5 separate regions of the Homo sapiens genome follow, and all the other regions are linked to region 2. A link is a contact called in ENCODE Hi-C data. All regions are on one chromosome and are shown on one strand. Each heading gives the region's core, a stretch centred on a gene start or an enhancer-like site at or near the end of the contact. The rest is flanking DNA. Distances are from core to core; before and after follow the strand shown.

Region 1 (2,898 bases), core at 147-2,646, 2.9 Mb after region 2:
ATGGCTTTCAGTGGACCTATGCTTTCATCTCTCTTGGGTAAATACCTAGGAAAGGAATTGCCGGTCTTAGGGTAGATGTATATTTAACTTTGCAAGAAACGGCCAGTTTTCTAAGCATACCATTTACACTCCCATTAGTCGTGTCTGGGAATTCCAGTTACTTTACATCCTTGCCAACACTTGATATATTGTCAGCCCTTTCCATTTGATCCATTCTGGTGGGGTGCAGTGTTATCTGTGGTTTTAATTTGCATTTCCCTAATGACTAAAGAGATTGAACTGTTTTTCACGTGCTCACTGACCATTCGTTTGTATAGCTTCTTCAGCGAAATATTAAAGGGACTTTCAGCCATCTTGTTTGTATCACAATATTCCAAACATGTTTTTCCACCACAGCTTCACCCATGATCTCAGCTGCCCTTTTTTACTCGCCATCCTTGAGAACACCCTGGACTGCCAAAATGGCACACCTTTGAGATGCAGTTCCATTTGCCTCTTCACCCTTCCAACTCAGAGGTCACCTTTTTTTTTTTTTTTTTTTTTTTTTGAGACGGAGTCTCGCTCTGTCGCCCAGGCTGGAGTGCAGTGGCGGGATCTCGGCTCACTGCAAGCTCCGCCTCCCGGGTTCACGCCATTCTCCTGCCTCAGCCTCCCAAGTAGCTGGGACTACAGGCGCCCGCCACTACACCCGGCTAATTTTTTGTATTTTTAGTAGAGACGGGGTTTCACCGTTTTAGCCGGGATGGTCTCGATCTCCTGACCTCGTGATCCGCCCGCCTCGGCCTCCCAAAGTGCTGGGATTACAGGCGTGAGCCACCGTGCCCAGCCGAGGTCACCTTTTATGCTGGTTAAGCCTCTAGCCCTGCCCTATCTCTGCAGAATTTAGGTTTCCCTCTGCCATGCTTCTGTAGTGCTGAGTCTACATCTCCGTGGCCACACTTGCCATGCTGTGTGCAAGCTTCTGTGCGTCTCACTCTTTGCATTCACCGTGCTTATGCCATCATCTGCCATGGAGTCTAAGCCCAATATTGCTGGATTAATTTATTACCCATTTCATCCTCCCAGCCACTCTGTGCAAAAAGATGTGTTAGCCTTAAATCAGGGACAAAGGCATAGACCCAAGGGGTCAAGTGACTTGTCCAGTGTGACACAACATATTTGTTATACAGCCAGGCACTACTTACTATAAAGTTTTGACTCTTTGACATTACAGTTTTCCAAACAAGTATGTTTTAGGTACAGTGTTCTTTGACCTAGCTTGCTACAGGTACCCATGTACATGTACAGAAATATTTTTCAAGGGATATGCAGGCACAGGATGGTTTTAAGGGAATCCACTTCCAGACCCTCAACTTACATACACAGTCACCTAAAACTGACTAGCCTTAGAAGGTGCCAAGCCATGGAAGACATGAAGCTGGTTGGGCCGTCCCATCTCCTCTCTCATGATGGCCATTCTCCCAATTCATACAGAAAGGCAGACTTTGCACCTGTCATCTTCCTGAGGTGCACTGCTGCAAGATGGAAAACTTCCAGGCTATGTAACAAAGAGACAATGAGAAATATTGATGGTATTAAGAAGTCAATGACTTTAACGACTGAAATGTTGCTACTCAGGGGTTTCCACTTCTTAGCTTTCACAGAAATCAAAGGAGACCTAATCAAGATGTTAATAAATGATTTAAAATATTTTTAACTTACGAGAGACCATATCTGGACTTTGTCCATGTAACTCAGAAGACTTCAAAGAGTTAAGATATATCATGACAAATCTCCTTGCGTTTTCAAGTATTTATTTTTGTGAACAAAGTTTTTCCGGGTTTGCATAAAAATCCTCCAAGACAGGAAAACAAGCGATGCTGGGCCATACCTCACTCTAGCAAAAAGTGATAGTCATTCAGGGGTAAATTAACAAACTAAAAAAAAAGCCCTATACATTTCATTAAAAAAACCATTTCTGTCCGGGTGCGATGGCTCACGCCTGTAATCCCAGCACTTTGGGAGTCTGAGGCGGGCAGATTGCTTGAGCCCAGGAGTTCAAGTCCAGCCTGGGCAACATAGTGAGACCACTATCTCTGAAAAAAAAAAAGAAAAGAAAAGAAAAAGAAATACACTTCCAGATAAAACTTTGCTTTTTATATGTAATAATTTATAAAAATGGTAACATATTGTTTTCATCATTTGTGTACTCATAATAGTTGTGTTAACTCAGTTCAGAAAAAAATCATAGCAATTAGATTCTTATGGCTTAATACTCTTAAATGTAGAGTCAATTATCATTATTTGTGGTAGTTATGTTCTAGAAAGTTACCTTGATCATTGAATTACTGACAAATGCAACACTGCTCTGAGGAGAAATATAGCGTTAGGATCCACGAAGACTCTGGCCAGAACATTTTGCCAACCAATCAATACATAACCTTGTTTTATGTGTATTTTTGTTTGAAGATAGCTTATTTAATATAAATTTCTTACAAGTACTCATATGCAGTATTTCTTTATAATAAACACTGTGTTTCAGTTACAGCATTATGTACTCCTATGACTGTACTAGTTTAATTCTCAGTCATAAGTACACACATGCACACAATACACATACATATACAGTACTCACATAACACGGAATACTGTGAACATGCTTTATACTGTATAGCACAGTAATAACAAATACATAAAGTCCTGAAAAAAGCATTAAGTGAAGATTAAGCATTTAAAGTTTTATACACATTAACTAAAGTCTTACTGTAATGGAGCTGCAGGATGTGTGATGGTCAGTGAGTGCACTGTGGTTTACCCTATCAACCTTAGCTTGCCCCATGAAAATCAAAAGAGGCTGGTGGAACTCACCCTGCACAAGAGGAAGATGTCAGTAAGAGCAGCACATTGTGATCTGGCAGA
Region 2 (3,034 bases), core at 1-2,500:
GCTGAGGTGAGCGGATCACTTGAGGTCAGGAGTTTGACACCAGCCTGGCCAACATGGTGAACCCCCGTCTCTACTAAAAAATACAAAAATTAGGCCGGGCCTGGTGGCTCACGCCTGTAATCCCAGCACTTTGGGAGGCCGAGGTGGGTGGATCACCAGAGGTGGGGAGTTTGAGAGCAGCCTGGCCAACATGGTGAAATCCCGTCTCTACTGAAGAAAAATACAAAATTAGCTGGGCGTGGTGGCGCATGCCTGTAATCCCAGCTACTCCGGAGGCTGAGGCAGGAGAATCGCTTGAACCCGGGAGGCGGGAGGTTGCGGTGAGCCGAGATCTTGCCATTGCACTCCAGCCTGGGAAACAAGAGCGAAACTCCGTCTCAAAACAGCAACAAAACAAAAACAAAAAGTAGCGGGGCGTGGTGGCGGGCACCTGTAATCCCAGCTAGGTCAGAGGCTGAGGCGAGAGAATCGCTTGAACCAGGGAGGCGGAGGTTGCAGTGAGCCGAGATCACGCCATTGCACTCCAGCCTGGGCGACAAGAGCGAGGCTCCATCTCAAAAGGAAAAAAAAAAAAACCCACAGATTTATGAAATATCCTCTGTATATATAAAATAGGGGACATAGAATAAGGAAAGCCCAAGGGAGGGGAGGCACACATCTGTAAACAAGTGTGTACACTTCAGTGCACAGGGGGGTTGACAGCGAAGCTAATGAAGCCCAAGTTTTAAGGGCCCATTTTTGCGAACACTTCCAAGGCCTTGAGAGGGGCCCTAACGAGGTGTTCCCATGGTCGTGTACCTCGGTAAAATTTGCAAAAATAAGACAATTTTACATTATTTTTCTTTAAAAGGGCTCTCCAAATGGCACAAGGTTCAGGCCTCACAAAACCTGCATTCGCCCTTGACAGTCCACTCTCGTAGAGGTAAAAGGAGAAAAATAGTTATGGAAGCGCTTTAAATCGTGGACCTCATTGCGACACCCTTAACAACCCTATCAGGCAGAACAAATTGCTCCGCAAACCTGCGGCTTGCAGAGCGATGGTGGACTCCCGAGCTCATCGGGTCCGGCACCTCTTCACCACGGAGGCCTCGGGTACGGAACTGGAGGGAGTCCTGGTGCTCGGAGGAGGGTGGAAGGCCAAGATCCCTAGGTCCTGGAGCAGGGAGCCGGGCCCACGCCGCCGAGGTATCTTTTCCGTCCGGGCCACCGTCGCGGGGGCTCACTGGCAGCGGCTTCTGCGCATGCTCGGAAGAGCGGGCAGGGTTCCCACTCCGGGAGCGGAGACGGAGAACAGGTTATGTGGGAGCCGGCGGGGGCATTTGCCGGCGACACCCGAGCGGGGGCCGGAAGTGGGGCCACAGCTCGCAGCAGGAGCTCCGGGCTAGACCGTGGCGCCGGCAGCGGCCCCTGGGCTGGAGGAGGATGATGAGGAGCGACGGAAGCGACGCGGGGGTACGCTGCTGCGCGGCGCCCGGTTTCGTGCCCGCGGCCGACTGCGCAGCCTGTCCGCGAGTCTGAGTAAGTGCGGCTCGGGGACCCCGAGCCCGCGGGGCCCGAGCGCCGGTCCGCTCCTTCTAGGAGGGTCGCGGGGAGCCGCCGGCTCCTCCAGGCGGGCGCGAAACCCTCCCGGGAGGCTGTGGGGGGAGCCCCGGGGCTAGTGCGGCTTCCCCTGGGGGTCGTGCGGGGGCCGAGCGCCGGGGGTTGTGGAGGACCAGCCCGGGGTGCAGCCCTGCCGGCCGCCCCGACTCCGCTCACCACTCACCAGGGGAAGCAAACTGAAGCCAAATACCTGTTTTGGAAACTAAGGTGCGCGCATTGCCAGAGGCTCGCCGGGTGTCGTTTTGTAATTGGAACCTAAAACGTATCTTAGTGTTCTATGTCAATTGTATTTCCAGTAATGTGTACAAACCTAAGATCCCTAAAATCCAACCCTCCGCTCCCCCACCCTCCCACACAGACATGAAAAGTAAAATAGAATAATTCCAGCTACTAGGTTGGAGAGAGGGAGAGCCCCGATCTAATCACGACAGTAACAGGTTTAGACCTGTGAATATCATGACAGGAAGTTCTGGGGTTATTCAGGAAACATCAAAAAAGCACCCCATACAATCGAAGTCAATTTTGCTGTAGATTTTAGTCAACATTTAAGTAAAATGAATTACTAGTATTACTACCCAAGGTATCGAAACCAAAAAAAAGTCCGTCCCCATTTAACAACTCTTATTTATGTTTACTATGTGATAGTAACTGGATAGAAAGAGATGAGTATATTGGCTTTGTGTGTTGATATTGGATTTTTCACTGATCTCTTTTGACGGGAGGGGGTTCGTGGATCAATACTTATTTGTATGCATGCTTAGGGAAATCACTCGTCTTTGACTAAAATATCAAATTTTATTTTACTGTGTAAGATTTCTTGATTGCCGATTTAGTGTTAATGTCATGATATCCTACCTAAGACATCAGCTGCTCAATTAAATAATCGTTAATAGAGGCCCACTATGCATCAGGCACTGCTGCGTACAGAAAATGTAGAGTTGAATAGGACGAGGTCTCTGTCATCGAGGAACTCACAGCCTGTGTAAGCAGGTTAATTACGCTGTAATAGTAACTTCTGCCACGTAAGTTTGCACAAACTACAGAATGTGGAATGGGTGGCAGGAGGGAATAGGGGTCCAAGGAAAGCTTTCTAGAGGATCTACTACCTGAGTTTGGTTTTAACAGAGAAAGAGTGCATTGCTCTGATTACTTCCTGTGTTCAGATACGGTACCTCTAGGGAATCATATCCATTATTTGATCTAGGACTAATAGGGCTTCTAGTTGTCCTTACTTTCACATACTCTGCTATAGTACATAATTAAGTAATTTAAATTTTGTCTCATAGAAGTAGCTGCACTTAACACACTATTACATTTTATCTCAACAGTAGTTCAATTTAATCTTTCATCCTCCTTTTACATACGAGGAAATATATATTTAGAGAGGCTAAGTGAGTTGGCAAAAGCTACCTATCTCTTAACAGACCATGACTCA
Region 3 (3,092 bases), core at 593-3,092, 2.3 Mb after region 2:
CAGTAGAGACGGGGATTTCACCATGTTGGCCAGGCTGGTCTCAAACTCCTGACATTAGGTGATCTGCCCGCCTCAGCCTGCCAAAGTGCTGGGATGACAGGCGTGAGCCACTGTGCCAGGCCGCACACATCTTCAATAGTGTTTGTCTAATGAAACCATGGAAGCCATTGTGGACAACTTTCCACCCGAGATGAAACATCCTTCCACAGGGTCCTGGGCAGGTTCCTGCAGCCTCTGCTGGAGTCCCACTTGTCACCTAGAACCTGTGGCACATTGGAACCCTCTTGTTGCTAGAAAGTTCCTCCCTGGAATACAGCCTGCCTCCCAGGGAGTTCTCACCGGGCTGTTCCTGAGCCACACAGTTGACTTCCTCATAACCACACACCCTGAGAGAGGCGGCCACATCTCCCACAGACGTCTCATGAACAGGCAGAACTGACCCCGGGAACACATACTTTCTTTTAATGACATCGTTCCATGCCCTTGGAATTCTGAGCAACCTTCTAGGACCCCCACTTATCAGGATTCTTTTCCAACTGGGCTCTAGAAACTGAATAAAGCGCTCCCCATGTCTGGAATATCACACAGAACATCGGGACTGTTGCGCCCTTAGGTTGAACATCTTGCAAATGTTCCCAGTGAAGACTAATTGAACCCTGCCCCTCCCCTGACCTCCACTCAGATAGCTGATTTAAGCCTCAATGCAGAAGTGTCTGTCCGTCCCTGATAGATGGTATCTTTCGGAATTTTGTGTTGCAGCCCGTAGGGATTGTTCCAAACCCTGACCCTGTTTCCTTTCATATGATGCGTTTCTCCATGTTTTGCAAAATTGGGAAGCAGGCTTCCTGTGTCTGTATCAAGGCCCTGGTAAAAACAACTCTGCATTCGAATGAAGCAAAGGAAGTCTCCATGCCTCTGCCCCAGGGGTTGGTCTCTGTGGTTTTGTTGCCCTGCTGGAAGTGTCTAAATATTTAGAAGTGTAACATTGCCACTCTCATGATTTCATATATACTAAGTTTAAGCATTCATGATTTTGAGAGAAGGATAATAATTCCTGAACAGCTTCTTGCTGTGAGTATGAAAGTTCTCTGGTAATTGTGATTGGAGTGCCCAGCCATGTGTGCGTGAACGCCACACGGGGCTCCCCTGTAGGGGGGAATGGATGGGATGCACCCATTATCAGGTGATTTGGACAGTTGCCCACGTGAGTTGGGAGCCTGTTCCACCATCAAATGTGAGCCCTTACGTCATGAACAGGGAGGCTGGGGCAGGCTGGGGGTGGGTGGTGATTGAGGAACTGATCAGTTTCTGAAACGCATGTCACTTTTTATGGTGCTGAAATATACTGCCCTTCTGTCGCCACATGCAGAAGAGGATAAAATGCCCAATTCAAGGATTGCAAAAATCAGAGAGTCTATTCCAGATCTAAGACCCACACATGCAAACCCAAGTGCATGGCTCCCTGGGTACAGTTTGTAACATTGCCAGTGAAAGTCATGTCTCTTCATTGTGAGTAAATCACACCGTTAAAACTCTGAGTACGGTCTAGCTGATTAACGTCAGGTTAATCCAGATCCTTTATTCTGTATTCCAGTTACTCCCAGCTCCCAGGCAGTGATGGCTTTACCGGCCCAGGAGGTCCCCGGGCCCTGCTCATTGGATCTTTTTGGTGGGATACACCCCACAGAACACAGAAAACATTCCCTTTTCCGTATCCATACATAGGAGTGCCGAGCCTGCCGTGTACTTGATCTTGTCCCACAGAATCACCTGCCAGTCTCATCGTTGCAGGCTTCTCTCCTGCATGCACAGCGGGGGTGGTGGTGACCTCAGAAGCCTTTCCTTCTGAGCACTGCGTGACTGTCAGCTGTGGGAGTTCATTCTGAGGCCATGTCAGGGCTGACTGCACCGAAAAAGGAAGTGACCTGATGAGATCATTTTATCCAGTGGCACCCACAAAAGACACAGGACAGCTGCCTTCCCTCCATCCGCAGATGGGACTTGATGATTTTCTTTTTTCTTTTTATTTTTTTCTCTTTTGAGATGGAATCTCACTCTGTCGCCCAGGCTGGAGTGCAGTGGTGCGATCTTGGCTCACTGCAAGCTCCGCCTCCCGGGTTCACGCCATTCTCCCGCCTCAGCCTCCTGAGTAGCTGGGACTACAGGCATCCGCCACCACACCTGGCTAATTTTTTGTATTTTTAGTAGAGACGAGGTTTCACCGTGTTAGCCAGGATGGTCTCGATCTCCTGACCTCGTGATTCACCCGCCTCGGCCTCCCAAAGTGCTGGGATTGGGACTTGATGATTTTCATGGTCAATACAACAGAGGGGTGTCGTTCCTCTTTGAAGCGTTTCCCAACCGACAGTGACGGGTTTCTACCAGGGAGATGTTACGGCAGGCAGCGTTTTGGCTCTGACGGCCCTGTTCGTTCCTGCCTCCCTGGGATTTTCCATCCCGAAGTGCTGTTCCTCACTCAGCACAACCTAGAAGGTCCCACAAAAAGCTATTCTTTGGGGCTTATTTGCAAAGCAGGGGAACCCATGAATTATGCAAATCGAGGTCCAAGGAGGCGTTGTTGGCTTGTCCACCTTCACTCAGTTTTAGGGCTGGGGGGCCGAATGGCGGGGCAAGCAGAAGAAACATAACCAACAGAACGACATGGCGAAGGTTGTAGGTTCCAAAAAGGGCGACAGGGACAAGGGCTCGAGCTGAGGAATGCCTTCTGAGGACCCCATAGCCAAATTTTTGCTGTTTCCAGCCTCTTTTTGACTCTTCTCTTAGAACGTCACCATGCTAACTTGTGGTTTGGGGCCCACCCATGTTTCCTTTTAGGGTTCATAGGACCCCGAGGATCCAAAGGTGCAGTGGGCCTCCCTGGCCCAGATGGATCCCCAGGTCCCATCGGCCTGCCAGGGCCAGATGGGCCCCCTGGGGAAAGGGGCCTCCCTGGAGAAGTCCTGGGAGCTCAGCCCGGGCCACGGGGAGATGCTGGTGTGCCTGGACAGCCTGGGCTTAAAGGCCTTCCCGGAGACAGAGGCCCCCCTGGATTCAGAGGTGAGTGCCCCATCGGGGAGCCGGGGGCCCCATCC
Region 4 (2,906 bases), core at 142-2,641, 2.4 Mb after region 2:
CCCGCCTCGGCCTCCCAAAGTGCTGGGCTTACAGGCATGAGCCACCACGCCCGGCCTCTTCATAATAAATCTTGCTGCTGCTCACTCTTTGGGTCTATGCCACCTTTAAGAGCTGTAACACTGTGAAGGTCCGCAGCTTCATTCTTGAAGTCAGTGAGACCATGAACCCACCGGCAGGAACTAACTCCACACATAGTTATAGTTATCTCTTGATTATAGGCTAAATAAGGAGGGGATTATTCATGAGTTTTCTGGGAAAGAGGTTGGCAATTGCTGGAACTGAGGGTTCCTCCCCTTTTTAGACCATATAGAGTAATTTCCTGATGTTGCCATAGCATTTGTAAACTCTCATGGCGCTGGTAGGAGTGTCCTTTAGCATGCTAATACGTTATAATCAGCAAATAATGAGCAATGAGGACACAGAGGTCACTTTTGTGGCCATCTTGGTTTTGGTAGGCTTTGGGCCAGTTTCTTTACTGTGTCATCTTATCAGTGCGGTCTTTGTGACCTGTATCTTGTGCCCACCACCTCATCCTGTGGCCAAGAATGTCTAACCCCCTGGGAATGCAGCCCAGTAGGTCTCACCCTCATTTTACCCAGTCCCTATTCAAGATGGAATCGCTCTGGTTAAAAGGCCTCTGACATGTTGAGCCATCCTTTCACCTCAGCCTCTCAAGTAGCTGGACTACAGGTGTGCCACACCATCCCCTGCTAATTTTCCAAAAAAATTTTGGTAGAGAAGGGGGTCTCCTTATGTTGTCCAGGCTGGTCTCAAACTCCTGGGCTCAAACGATCCTTCCATCTTGGCCTCCCAAAGCATTGGGATCACACGCGCGAGCCACCGCACCTGGCCCCACAAGTTTCTTTTAGCACCATGACGGTGGCTTCAAATAGGGCGGCAGTGGAGGTAAGAGGCCATCAGCCACAGGAGGAGCGTGGGTGGGAGGGCAGGAGAGGTCAGAATGCCTTCCAGGGGTTTGGGCCTCAGCGTTGGAGTGATGGAGCTGCCCTGACCTGAGACGGTGGAAAGCGAAGGGGCCTCGCAGCGAGCTGGTTTGGGGTTCAGGGCAGAGGTTGCGCCTGGAGCAGAAAGGCACCTGACTGCTATACTGGGGGCACATAGTGGGCCTCGGCACTCCACCTGCCAGCAAAATCATTTTCTATAACGCCGCAAGCCTAAAAATGGGCCGATAAACACAAACCAGACCCTGAACCAGATCGTTGTTAACTCTTCAACCTGCCTTCCAGCCGAACCTCTTAGGCCAGAGCTGGGACCAGGCCGGGTTGGGCGTCGCGCTTGTCAATCATCTAGAACCGGGTGTGATTGAGCGAGTTGGGATCCCACTGCCGACAGCCGCGCGGAGGCGGTCGGGAAACCGGAAAACGCTTCCAATGGCTGTGTTTCCGGCGACGGCGCGGGGGCAGCTGGGAATCCGGAATGCTGCCCGATGGCCCTGGGTCCTCGCTGTGGGGCAATCCGGGCTTGCAGACGAGGTAAGGTCGATTCCATTTGGCCCGGGGATGGTCACACGCGCGGGGGCCGGAACTGCCGTCGCCGGCGCGGTCGTTGTCGCATTGCTCTCGGCCGCACTCGCGCTGTACGGGCCGCCACTGGACGCAGGTACCCGACCGCTGACCGCCTCTGCTGGCTCGCGGGGGGGAAGCGCCGCCGAGGGGCAGCCCGCGCGCGGGGCCGGGGCGCCGTGTGGCCTGCGGGGCGGAGTAGGGAGAGGACGGAGGCCTCCTGGAACGGCGCGGCGACGGCTGGGCGCGGCTTGGGTGATGGGAGCCTCCGTGCGGGGTGACAGAGGGGCAGAGGGTGGCGCCGGGCCGGAGCCAGTGCGCGTCCCAGGAGCGGCGGAGCCCGCGCGGTGGCCGGGGAACGGGGGGCCGAGGGCCGAGGACGGTAGGAGGGCCCTGGGGCGCCGTGGTGCGCTGGTCGGATCCGTCTGCTCTGCTCTGTCCCCGCTCCCGGTCTGGGAAAGATGCTCGCCAACTGCGGGCTTGCTGTTTGGTCGGAGCTGGATACGGGGGCCCTCCTGGGGCCCAGGGACGCGGCGGGCGTGCAGGCGAGCTGGCCGGCTGAGCGGGCTTCGCGCACACCAGGAGCAGGGCCGTGTCTGCATCCCCAATTTGAAGTCCCAGTGCGACTGGGCAAGTACAGACCCTGCACGTCCTTGGACGAGAGGGACTGGATATTGCGACGCCTGGGCCGCAGAAAAGGACTCCACCAGCCAGGCCTCCTTCGCCCGCCCCCGGTTCGGGGTGTGTGTGTGCGTGTAGGAGGTCCCTTGGGGAGGGAGGCTCACCTGAGTCATCCCCAGAACCTGAAGTGCTGGCCAGATGTCCCCGAGGGCCCTGCCCTGGCCTTGGCTGGTCCTTGCACGCTGAGATGCCTTTTCAAATAGAACGGATAAGGTAGAAAGAATTTAAACAGGAGCTGAGCAAGTGCTTGGAGCCCCATCTCTTCATAGGGTTTTTTTGTCTTTCTGTTTGCCTTGTTGGTATTGGTGTATCTAACATATTTTATACAGGAAGTAGTTCGTGTATATCTCATTTCTCATAAGGAGAGATTGCTGTTATCCACCTTGGTATAGAAGATAAATAGAAGCTCAGAGAAAGTGACTTAGCCAGGATTCTCCAGCCAGTGAGTGGCCGAAATGGTTAAACGCACCATTTGTTGCTGTAGTCATTAGATAGATTTTACCTTGTGTGTATGTTGGGCATCGTCAGAGAGTTTGGCTTTTTGTTTTCATCAGCACACACTGAGAATGCACTGGGTGGCGCTGAGAGGGTACTCTACACTGCACCTCACTCACACCAGCAGGGAGGCTTCTTAACACTTTATTTAGAGATTTATTTGTAGCTCTTTACCTTAAATTCACACACCGTGATTAGTAGCAAGA
Region 5 (2,772 bases), core at 178-2,677, 2.7 Mb after region 2:
CAACTTCATCAGCTGGTAACGACATTACCAGGGCCAGGCCTTCTTAAAGTAACTTATTTCACATTACCTCTCACATATTTCTGCAAAACCATTTAACCCCATCTCATCACTTACGAGAAAAACACTATACACATCCCTGAATTTCAGTGAATTAAGAAATATTAATTAAAACCAGTCACTTCTGAAATGCACGGTGAAATCTTATTTAAGATTTCTGAGAGCAAGTACCCCAACGACTTCACAGATGAGGAAACGGTAGCTATCCAACCTTTTAAAACCTTAAAGCAGCACTGTGTTCCCCCAGAATTTTCAGTTTAAGAAAAAAGAGGGGAACGTAAAGCCTCCACGGGAAGAGAATTCTGCTTAATTTAACCACTTCTGCAGTAATTTAGATCCAAGATAAACACAGCCGTCACTAATTTTGCTGAAGCGGGGCCAGCTACAAGCCTTAAAGCAAACCCAGAAGCTGGAGAGCCGGCCTCCATCCCACACAGCTGCCGGGGCCTTCCAGTCCCGCCGGGGCGCTTGCTCCTCGGCTGAGCTCGTCCGCAGCGCGGCCCTCGGCTACTGGCGAGGCTGTGCGGAACCAGAAGGTCGACCGCGCCCGGGCATTCCCCGCGCGCCTCTGACCCCAGCTCGGCTCCCCGGAAGCCGCCTGGGCGACTTCGCGGCCTAATACCCGGCTCTGCGAAATCGCTCGCGCCTCCGGCCCGGCCTGGAGGGCCCCGCACCATCCGCGCGCGCGCGCGCTCGCACAGGATCCGGCCAACAGGCGCCGGGACCCTTGGAGCCCGCCTTGTTAGAAACTTGCTACGCGCGCCGCCGCACATGCGCCCTAGGCCCCTCCGGACGCAGGCGCCACCGACCTCGCTTCCGCCCCGCGCCCCCCGGCTGCCCCGCCGCGACTCCGGGCCGCGAGCGCTGCCGCACAGGCGCCCTAGGCCCCTCGGGGCACAGGCGCCGTCGATCCCGCTTCCGCCCCGCGATCCCGGCACGCCCCACGTCCCCCGCACCTCAGACCCGCTTTCCCCGACTCCCACTGGACAGCCGGGGAAAATGGCGCCTTAAAGCGTTCGCACCCACCTTGCCGAAATGCGCGGCCCAGTGCACGGGCGTCCAGCCATAGAAGGAGTCCTCAGAGGCCAGGTGGGCGTGGGGTGTCTGCTGCAGCAGCGAGCAGAGCGTGGCCAGGTCCCCGTCGCGGCAGGCGCGGTGCAGCGGGAAACGGAGCGAGAGCAGCTCCTCGCTGGAGAAGCCCGCCTCTACGCCCGCGCCCGCTCCCGCCGCCGACATGGTCCGTCACCGGAGAGCGCGGGGCTCGCTGGCCTAGAGGACGCGTCGGGGAGGACTCGAGAAGCCGCCGCCGCAGCACAAAGGAACGAGACTAGCGCCGCGGTCGCGTCCCACAGGCTGCCGAGCGGAGCGCGCACAGAGGGGGCGGGGCGGGGCCTGGAGCGGCCGGGCTGGGGGCGGGGCCTGGCCCAGAGGACGCCTTGTGCAGCCGGGCAGGGGTCGGGGCCTGGAGCCGCGGACCTCTGGAGCCGCCGGGCAGGGGGCGGGGCTTGAGCCGGAGGCCGCCTGGAGCAGCCGGGCGGAGGGCGGGGCTTGGAGCTGCGGACGCCTGGAGCGGCCGGTAGGTGGCGGGGTCTAGCCTAGAGGATGCCTGGAGCAGCCGGGTAGGGAGCGGAGCCTGGACCAGAGGACGCCAGCAGCAGCCGATTAGGAGGCGGGGCATGGGGCTGTCGACGTCTGGAGCAGCCGGGCATTGGGCTTGGGCTAGAGGACGCCTGGGGCGGTGGGCGCCTGGAGTAGCCAGGCAGAGGGCGGGGCCTGGCTTGGGTCCACGCCTGGGGCGGCCGGGGGCGGGGCCTGGCTGGAATTGACGCGTGGAGCTCCGGTGGAGGGGGCGGGGCCTGGCTGGGCCGCTGCCTACAGCGGCTTCCGGGGCTTGGAGGTCACGGGGCTCGGAGGTCACGGGGCTCGGAGGTCACGGGGCTGGCTGTGTGGGGGGCTCAGGGGCGTAGAGTGGCCAAGCAGCGGTCTGAGCGGGTCCCGGGGCCTCCGGCGCGGTGGGTCTCGGCTGCGCCCCGGGTGCGGACCATGATGTTTCCAGCCTGGGAGCCGGTCCGGGCGGGGAATCCCGGCTGCCGGGGGCGCGGGTTGAGGCTCTGCGGGCCCGCGCCCAGAGCGGGTGGGAGTCACGGGTCTCCCGGAGGCCCAGTAGCGCGCGGTGAAGTTGTCCAGTAAAAATTTATGGAGCGCCTACGGGGAGCAGGGATTCTCGTTAAAATCTGGGAATCAGCAAGCCCTAGTTCCTTACAGAGCAGGACAGATTCCTCGGTTTTGTCCGAGGGACGCCTTCTTCGGAACCGAGTGCGGTGGGCTAGGACTATACGTTTGCAAGTTTAAGAGATAAGCGAGAAGACCAGACAGAGCAAACAATAAAAGGCTTTTTGTTGAGAACTGTATAAATGTAAGGGAGTACCAAATCCCCTATTTTGAATGACAGTATCACGGACTTTATTACATATGTAATTTTATTCTGATTATGAAAGCATCAGTAATTTCACTATTGAGGAATAACCACAATGTTTATGAATATTTCCTTTGCTTCTAAATATGCGGTCTTTTTAAATCATGTATTTTATTTCATTTGTATATATAGTTTTTCGCTGTGTAAACTTCCTTTTTGCAAAATTCTACGTCACAAATTGAACAAGGCAATTAGATGTCTAGGGAAGTACTGATGCACGAGAAAGCATATTGCAGCAT

What was found. Hi-C counts contacts between places; a loop is a spot of excess contacts on that map. Pooled maps may share reads with other maps.
Region 1: a map of sigmoid colon shows a loop between it and region 2 (6-fold over the local background). The contact joins the promoter of ARHGEF7-AS1 here to the promoter of ABHD13 in region 2. A Hi-C loop is called at or near these places in 2 of 168 maps with a recorded cell type or tissue (naive thymus-derived CD4-positive, alpha-beta T cell and sigmoid colon), 1 of 37 single-sample maps with no recorded cell type and 11 of 50 pooled maps.
Region 3: a map of B cell shows a loop between it and region 2 (7-fold over the local background). The contact joins the enhancer-like site here to the promoter of ABHD13 in region 2. A Hi-C loop is called at or near these places in 1 of 168 maps with a recorded cell type or tissue (B cell), 1 of 37 single-sample maps with no recorded cell type and 3 of 50 pooled maps.
Region 4: a loop to region 2 is called in a map of naive thymus-derived CD4-positive, alpha-beta T cell, with 13 times the contacts of the local background. The contact joins the promoter of NAXD here to the promoter of ABHD13 in region 2. A Hi-C loop is called at or near these places in 2 of 168 maps with a recorded cell type or tissue (CD8-positive, alpha-beta T cell and naive thymus-derived CD4-positive, alpha-beta T cell), 4 of 37 single-sample maps with no recorded cell type and 11 of 50 pooled maps.
Region 5: a map of OCI-LY7 shows a loop between it and region 2 (29-fold over the local background). The contact joins the promoter of ANKRD10 here to the promoter of ABHD13 in region 2. A Hi-C loop is called at or near these places in 6 of 168 maps with a recorded cell type or tissue (B cell, CD4-positive, alpha-beta T cell, CD4-positive, alpha-beta memory T cell and 3 more), 7 of 37 single-sample maps with no recorded cell type and 19 of 50 pooled maps.

The regions. Positions count from the first base shown.
Region 1 is chr13:111,147,169-111,150,066 of GRCh38, forward strand. It overlaps ARHGEF7-AS1 (ARHGEF7 antisense RNA 1), which reads right to left and starts at 1,397. Exons shown (of 3, transcript NR_046516.1): 1 at 1,358-1,397. All of the region lies in intron 1 of ARHGEF7 (Rho guanine nucleotide exchange factor 7), which reads left to right. It overlaps LOC101060553 (a long non-coding RNA gene), which reads right to left. Exons shown (of 2, transcript NR_120398.1): 1 at 2,848-2,898; 2 at 1,029-1,537.
Region 2 is chr13:108,217,142-108,220,175 of GRCh38, forward strand. ABHD13 (abhydrolase domain containing 13) reads left to right here and starts at 1,251. Exons shown (of 2, transcript NM_032859.3): 1 at 1,251-1,518. It also overlaps a transcript of LIG4 not described here. RefSeq lists an enhancer at 924-1,253 and a silencer at 1,534-1,773.
Region 3 is chr13:110,470,094-110,473,185 of GRCh38, forward strand. COL4A2 (collagen type IV alpha 2 chain) reads left to right here. Exons shown (of 48, transcript NM_001846.4): 29 at 2,836-3,057. Among named protein-coding and RNA genes, the nearest start is that of COL4A2-AS2, 8.4 kb to the left of the region's middle. RefSeq lists enhancers at 1,413-1,512, 1,583-1,822, 1,833-1,882, 2,003-2,142, 2,871-3,092. Within about 2 kb of position 1,843, at least 11 of the 41 ENCODE cell types and tissues checked have a DNase peak (open chromatin) inside an H3K27ac peak, as active enhancers do; they include B cell, where a contact is called at or near this core.
Region 4 is chr13:110,614,154-110,617,059 of GRCh38, forward strand. NAXD (NAD(P)HX dehydratase) reads left to right here and starts at 1,392. Exons shown (of 10, transcript NM_001242882.2): 1 at 1,392-1,494. The coding sequence starts at 1,449. NAXD-AS1 (NAXD antisense RNA 1) reads right to left here and starts at 2,200. Exons shown (of 1, transcript NR_182301.1): 1 at 1-2,200. RefSeq lists enhancers at 473-1,400, 2,302-2,351, 2,372-2,421 and silencers at 1,602-1,851, 1,862-2,021.
Region 5 is chr13:110,913,642-110,916,413 of GRCh38, forward strand. It overlaps ANKRD10 (ankyrin repeat domain 10), which reads right to left and starts at 1,428. Exons shown (of 6, transcript NM_017664.4): 1 at 1,084-1,428. The coding sequence starts at 1,293. RefSeq lists enhancers at 40-716, 440-569, 2,068-2,742 and silencers at 680-1,049, 1,320-1,979, 2,110-2,269.